Linked DNA regions of Homo sapiens: region 1 is linked to region 2. The links are chromatin contacts, found by Hi-C or POLR2A ChIA-PET in ENCODE. All regions are on one chromosome and are shown on one strand. Each heading gives the region's core, a stretch centred on a gene start or an enhancer-like site at or near the end of the contact. The rest is flanking DNA. Distances are from core to core; before and after follow the strand shown.

What was found. A loop is a pair of places that touch in the nucleus more often than their neighbours do. ChIA-PET counts read pairs that join two places held with the same protein, here RNA polymerase II (POLR2A). Pooled maps may share reads with other maps.
Region 1: a loop to region 2 is called in a pooled map, with 5 times the contacts of the local background. The contact joins the enhancer-like site here to the promoter of ERCC6L2 in region 2. A Hi-C loop is called at or near these places in 1 of 168 maps with a recorded cell type or tissue (OCI-LY7) and 3 of 50 pooled maps. POLR2A ChIA-PET finds 5 or more read pairs at or near these places in 2 of 52 experiments (PC-9 and activated CD4-positive, alpha-beta T cell).

What each region holds. Positions count from the first base shown.
Region 1 is chr9:94,654,782-94,658,537 of GRCh38, reverse strand. No RefSeq gene overlaps it. Among named protein-coding and RNA genes, the nearest start is that of FBP1, 17 kb to the right of the region's middle. Within about 2 kb of position 2,162, at least 9 of the 41 ENCODE cell types and tissues checked have a DNase peak (open chromatin) inside an H3K27ac peak, as active enhancers do; they include OCI-LY7, where a contact is called at or near this core.
Region 2 is chr9:95,873,783-95,877,101 of GRCh38, reverse strand. ERCC6L2 (ERCC excision repair 6 like 2) reads right to left here and starts at 1,411. Exons shown (of 19, transcript NM_020207.7): 1 at 1,018-1,411. The coding sequence starts at 1,063. ERCC6L2-AS1 (ERCC6L2 antisense RNA 1) reads left to right here and starts at 1,125. Exons shown (of 3, transcript NR_023390.1): 1 at 1,125-1,237. RefSeq lists enhancers at 1,201-1,260, 1,321-1,550, 682-1,556, 1,691-1,790, 1,831-1,880 and 1 more.

The DNA of each region.
Region 1 (3,756 bases), core at 913-3,412, 1.2 Mb after region 2:
AGGGAGAGATGACAAAATTACACGAGGAAATTTCTGGGGGCAATGGATAGATATTGCAGGGACCAAGGGAAAAAGCTCCCCTGCATCCTCTAAAAACTTGCTGAAAAATCAATTTATAAAAGGCAGACTAATACTAGAAACAGCATACAAATTTATCAACGTGCATGGAGGGAAAATCACAGAAAGATGACCCCAACCCCCACGGGTGCAGAAGCTTGTGTATCTCCTCGAGGTTACAGAGAGAACAGGGGATCTGAGGGTGGCCCACAGTGGGTTAAGATGGCAAGTCGGGGGGGCCAGGTGCGGTGGCTCACGCCTGTAATCCCAACAGTTTGGGAGGCTGAGGCGGGTGGATCACCTGCGATCAGGAGTTCGAGAGCAGCCTGGCCAACATGGTGAAACCCTGTCTCTACTAAAAATACAAAAATACCAAAAAAAAAAAATAGCTGGGCGTGGTGGCATGCACTTGTAGTCACAGCTACTCGGGAGGCTGAGACAGGAGAATCGCTTGAACCTAGGAGGTAAAGGTTGCAGTGAGCCGAGGTCACACCACTGCACTTCAGCACCTCAGCATGGGCAATAGAGCGAGACTCCGTCTCAAAAAAAAGAAAAGAAAAAAAAGATGACAAATCAGCTTATGGCAGGGGCAGAAGAGGAGGCCTGGCTCACAAAGATGGTCTCTATGGACGCAAACCTCCCCCAGCAAGACAGCTTTTCAGCTATTCTTGGATTTCTAGCCCTTTTGAATAGCCATCTTAAAATATGCCAAAAAGTATATTTTGGAGTGAAATATTTTCATTTCCTTCAATATACTTATTATTCTGATTGTGGTGGTAGTTCCATGGGTATAGACATGTGAAAACATACCAAAGTGTGTATTTTCAGTGTGTGCAGTTTCTTGTCTGTTAATTGCACCTTGATGAAGCTGTTTTGAAAAAGGAAGATCTTCTTAGGATTCCTCACTTCCTGTGACTCTCCCACAGCAGCTGGGGGAATGGGCCAAGAGCAGAATCTGGTGACAAAGTAGCCTTGGGTGGCTTGGTTGGCCACACACGCCACTGAAAGCACCTCTCCCAGGAATCCAGTCGCCTCCAGTGCCTGCTGAAGCAAGAAAACCCTCCAAAGGATGACTCCAGCTGTGTCTGCATCATAATTAAGGCTGCAAAAACCCAAAATGAATGAAGTCTCCCCAGCTAATGTGCCACTTCTAATTTAATCTAATTGGCCTCTGAAAGAGAGCCTTGGCCTGCCTCAGAGGCAAAATCTTCCAAATGAAGTGAATTTAAACTAATTTAAGCTAACTAATTACAAACTGGGGGGTATTGTCACAAGACAATTGTTATTGTTCTTTGATTGCTTGCTCAACTGGATTATTTGCTCATTACCTTCAGAGCTGTTGGGACTTTCATGGGGTGCCCCTTGCCGCACATCAATAAGGCATTCTACAAGGCAGCCTGGAGTGGAGGGTCCCCACACCAGATTGGCATGGGAGCGCTGAGGATTAGCTTGGCTTTCTGCGTGTTTGGAGAATCTTAAAGCAAATGCACAGCATGTGCTGCTCATTCAAATAACCTGCAGCTAACTACACCTCTTTTTGGAGACGTAAGTTTTTCTTTAGCTTCGGGATGTAGGTTATGAGTTTTGAGGTCATCTGTTGAACCAACCTCTTTATTGTTCAGTCGTTCTGACCTTGAGATGCAGCTCGTTATACCTGGGTAGAGATCTGAAGCAAAAGTGGGGAGAAAAAAAAGACCTGTATCCAAGCCTGTTTCTCAGCAGCTGTGTGAGGTAGCTGTGCTGCCACACCTCTCTGAGCCACAGGCAGAGATCTGGTGGAAAACGCATGAAATTTGCAGACCCATCTATCTGCTGCTTCTGGTTTGAGCTTCAGTTCCCTCCTCCCAGGCATGTTAAATTTAGCCTACAGCTGCCTCCTTACTTATTTTAAGTGTAACAAATGTTATGTTACATTTGGGACCTGTGTGGCTAAAGGCTTCTCTGCACAAAGGGAACTGTCACTTAACTGGATGTGAAAGGGGCTGTAACCTACTCTTGTGACAAGCAACCATACTTCAACCACTCACAGGTGGCCAAGTCTTCCAACTGTGTTCGAGTAAGGCCAACGCTGAGCTGTAGCCAATCAGGCTGTTTCTCTGCCTCACTTCTGTTTTCTGTGCTTCACTTTCCGTTCTCTGCCCGTAAAGACTCTCACCACACGGCAGCACCAGAGACGCTCTGAACCTCTTCTGGTCAGGGGGCTGCCTGATTCCCATATCATTCTTTGCTCAATTAAACTCTGTTAAATGTAGTTTGCCTCAGTTTTCCTTTTAACAGGCAGAAACTACCACCTCACAGAATTGCTATGAAGACTGAACATGGTCACTCTGTGAAAACATTTCATAAACTGTGTGTCGCTTGCGAATGCTGTTATTTTTCTCATCTGTAAAATAAAGGAATTCAACCAGGGGATTTGAATAGTTTCTGTATTCATTTCCTGTGGCTGCCATAACCAAGCACCACAAATCGGGTGGTTCATAGCCACAGAACTGTGTCCTCCTGCGGTTCTGGAAGCCGAGTCTGAAATGAAGGTGGCGGCAGGGCTGTCCTTCCTCTGACGGCTCAGGACGAGTCCTCTCCTGCCTCCTCCAGCTCCAGGCGCTCCTCAGCATGTGGCTGCTTCGCTGGGTCTCTGTCCCACCTCCACATCACCTTCTGCTCTGTGTGTTTCAAATCTCTCTCTGCCTTTCTCTTGTGAGGACACTTGTAATTGGGTTTAGGGCTCACCTGGGTAATTCAGGATGATCACATGGCAACAGCCTTCACTTGATTACATCTTCAAAGACCCCATTTCCCAAATAAGGCCACCATCCCAGATTCTGGGTGGACACTGTGGGCAGTGGCACCATATTCAGCCCACTGCAGCCCTCCTTAGCTCTGTGGTCCTATCTTCTTCTGGATGTTACCATTTGGTCTAAATTTCAACCAGTCTGAGTTGCATATTGAGTGGTACAAAAGCAATGGCCACATTTGATGTTTCTTGTCTGAGAATGTATGTTTCTTCAATATTTCCATGAAAAATATGCATCGAATATTTTACTACGGTAGGAGTAGGGGCCAAGTATAGGGCAAAAACTTATTGATTACAAGTTTATGCAAATTAGACAGCAAAATGAAAATTTCAAGCAGCCTTGGCACTACAACAAAAAAGTCTGTCTAGCAAGAGATTGGATTTAATTATTAAGAAAGTTGGGGGCCGGGCCTGGTGGCTCATGACAGTAATCCCAGCACTTTGGGAGGCTGAGGTGGGTGGATCACCCGAGGTGGGGAATTTGAGACAAGCCTGACCAACATGGAGAAACCCTGTCTCTCCCAAAAATACAAAAATTAGCTGGATACGGTGGCACATGCCTGTAATCCCAGCTACTCGGGAGGCTGAGGCAGGAGAATCGCTTGAACCCAGGAGGTGGAGGTTGCGGTGAACCGAGATTGCACTATTGCACGCCAGCCTGGGCAACAAGAGCGAAACTCTGTCTCAAAAAAAAAAAGAAAAAAGAAAAAGAAAGAAAGTTGGGAGAGTGACTGTCCCACTGTGCTGTTTGATAGAATCAGTGTCTCTGGGTTAGTGGCTTTTGGCAGATGTCTGCTAGTCTAAAAAGCCACAGTTGAGGGTAGAAAGAAGAAGATTCTAGAAAGAATGCTCATAATGGACAATAATAGCTCTTTCTACTTCCGGGGAATCTTTCCATTTGGGAACAC
Region 2 (3,319 bases), core at 162-2,661:
TCTGGTGATAGGGTCTCTCTCTCCCTCTTTCACTCCAAAGGCCTCCTCAAGCATTCCTCAAGGGTGTTCCCACCTCGGGGCCCTGGAGCTTTCTGCTCCTTCCACCAATTTCCCTAAATACCAAGAGTGACTAGATTTATCAAAAGGAATGAGCCTCCCAGTCACAATATCCACTCGGCAGCTTCATCTATTTTTAGCTGCCAGTCTCCTATAGGTATTTATATGTTTGGTCCCTGAATTACAGCGTCATCAATTCCTAGACCTCAGAATTCAGGCTTGTAACTTGCCCTCTCTGAACTTTAGCTCTGAATTCATCTATTTAATGAGATCGATATCTTCCTCAAAGGAAAGCAAGTAAACAATCAGCATATTGCTGGGCTCAGGAAAATCACTCAATACCTGGTAGCTTTTGTTATACAGCACAATTATTAATGAAAACTACTCATTTGGGTGCCAGAAGGCATCCCAGGTGACTTGTGGTAGATAATCACACCTTCTTTAAACCTCCTATTTAAGGCAGAATATAATGCCCTGACTCAATAGGCAATAAAACTCAACTGAACTAAATATCTCAACCTTCATTTATCTACTTACAACAAACTTCTGCCATTCACTAACAACTGGGGCATACAAGAATAAAGAATGAAAATAACATTTACTGAGTGCTTAATATGGGCCACACGCGGGGTCACATAAATACTTTGCGTATTCCCCACGTCATTTAATAATCGCAAGAACCTAGTAATGAACCCAGTTTTACAGATGAGGAGCCTGCCCAAAGTTGCTCAGCAAGTAACTGTCAGAGGCAGCACTAGATCCCAGGGGCTGACTCCCGAGTCCAGGTTCTCAACACTGAATCGGAGATTTGGTTCCAGGCCTGGAGGGGTTCACAATCTGCAGCTGTCACTGAAGAGGATCTACAGGGCAAAACCCCAACCCGAAGGGCACCGGCAAGAACTGGTCCAACGCGACGCAGTACACAGGCCTCTGCGTAAGGGGCGAGCGCGGAGCTGGTACCTTTGCCTGAGGTTTCCGCGCGGGGCTGTGGCGCCGACGGATCCATCCGGCCAGGGGGAGGGGCCGAGCCCGGCTGCATGTAACACCCGGAAGGCGGCGGAGGACAGCAAGGTGGCTGGCCGGCAGGCCAATGGCGGCCAACGCCACTTCCGGCCGCCCTCCGAGCATCGCTCTTCGGCAACCCGAAGCCACAGGATGGAGGAGGGGGATCCCAGCAAAGGTAGCGACTAAGGGGACCCAAGCAGAACGGGAGGGCGACGTCCGGAGCGGCGGCAGAGCCAGGGGACGCTGTGTGAGGCTGGCAAAGCGGTGTTCACCTAGTTCTCTCGGGCTCCGCCGCCGCCGGAGGAGGACAGGAGGCCGGCAAGGCGACCCCCAAATCTTCCTAGGCTCTGACTTCCGTCTCCTAACCCCCGCAAATTCCAACCCGGTCTTGGAAAATCCCGCGAGAACGGGCTCCCGAATTGTCATTGGGATCTCGCGAGAACGAAATCTTCCTTTCTGTGGGCGGAGCAATCTTCCCGATGTCTCTTCCCTCTGAGGCCAGTAGCAGGAAGGGCCTCGGGAGTTGCGAGTGTCGCGAGGTTTGAGGTCGCTCGGTGGGCCGGGCGCTGTGCGAAGCTAGAAATAACTGGGGGCATGGAGAATGCGGTGGCTGTAAAGGGCCGCTGAGGCGGTGGAGGCCTGGCAGAGAGCGTCCCCGCGGTCGCGGCTTCTGGCTTCTCTGTGGAGCTTGGTTCTTCCGTGGTGGTGCAGCACCCCAGGAACTTCAGGAACCAGTCCTTCCTTGGAGAGCTCCCCGGGACAGCCACGGGGGCCAAGTGAAACTAGCGCGTTTTCTTGGATCCTACACTTTATAGTGAGTCATAAATACTTTAAATACAAAGCCAACAACATTTGCTGCAAATAAACGTAAAAATACTGTTAAAGTGTAAAGTGTTTTCCTCCGTACCATCTGACGTTTCTGGCGGTTCGTTGAACGCGAGAGAACGCTGAGCCGTCTGCACTGAGCCCGGGAGCATCTTCAGGGCAGCGCCGCCCACGCGCGAGGTGAATGAAGGACACGGCCTCTTGACACTCCCAGGCAGCACAGATAGACGGATCCGTAAGTGGCTCCCGCGCATGTTAAAATTTGTATACTGTAAGGTATTTCATGGATTGAGTGAAATACCTGACAGGGCCTGTATCCGTTCCCTATTGCCACAATAACCAAAAACCACAAACTTTGTAGCTTGAAACAGCACAAATTTATCATCTGACAGACAATGCATTTATTATCTCACGGTTCTGTAGATCAGAAGTGCTACCTGGGTGTCACCCGGGCTGCACTCCTTTCTGGTGACTCCACAGGACAATCCTTAGCTTGCCTTTGCCAGCTTCTGTCCACATTCCTTGGCTTTGGTCCCTTCCTCCATCTTCAAAGCCAGTGATATGCCATCTCTCTGAACCTTCCATCCTCAAGTCTACCGCTGATTGCAGCTGGAAAAGATTCTGAGGGCTCACCTGAGTAATCCAGGATCATCTTCCCATTTCCAGGTCTCTGCCCTTGATCACATCAGCAGAATCCTTTTGCCATGTAAGCTAATATATTCACGAATTCCGGAAATTAGGAGATAAACATCTTTGGGGGATCATTATTCTGCCTACAGTAGTGTCTTAAGAAAACAATATGGCTGTTTGCAAATAGATCTCAATTCTATGGCAGATACTAAAAACTAGTAGTATGTGTTCATAAAATGCTTCATTTAAAATATGACTTGTTTGCTTACCAGCAGGCAATAACTTTAAGCCTAAGTGAAACATCTAACTCAGCCATCTATGTGTGAGTTGTTGGCCAGATCACTTCTCCGTGTTTTATTGTACTCACCTATCACCATTACAGTGAAGCTAATAATAGTAAACTACCTAAAAATGGTAATTGTAAAAAATTAGATAATTAAGTAAAACTCCTAAAACAGTAGCTGGTCATAGTAAGGAATATATGTGTTGTTATTACTATTATTATCAATGGAATGCATCCACTTGAAAGTTGCATTCTACATAGCCATTATGTCAGTTTAATATTTTGGCTAATAGGCCGGGCGCGGTTGGCTCATGCCTGTAATCCCAGCACTCTGGGAGGCCAAGGTGAGCGGATCATGAGGTCAAGAGATCAAGACCATCCTGGCCAATATGGTGAAACCCCGTCTCTAATAAAAATACAAAAATTAGCTGGGCGTAGTGGCACATGCCTGTAGTCCCAGCTACTCAGGAGGCTGAGGCAGGAGAATCGCTTGAACCCGGGAGGTCTATAGAGGTTGCA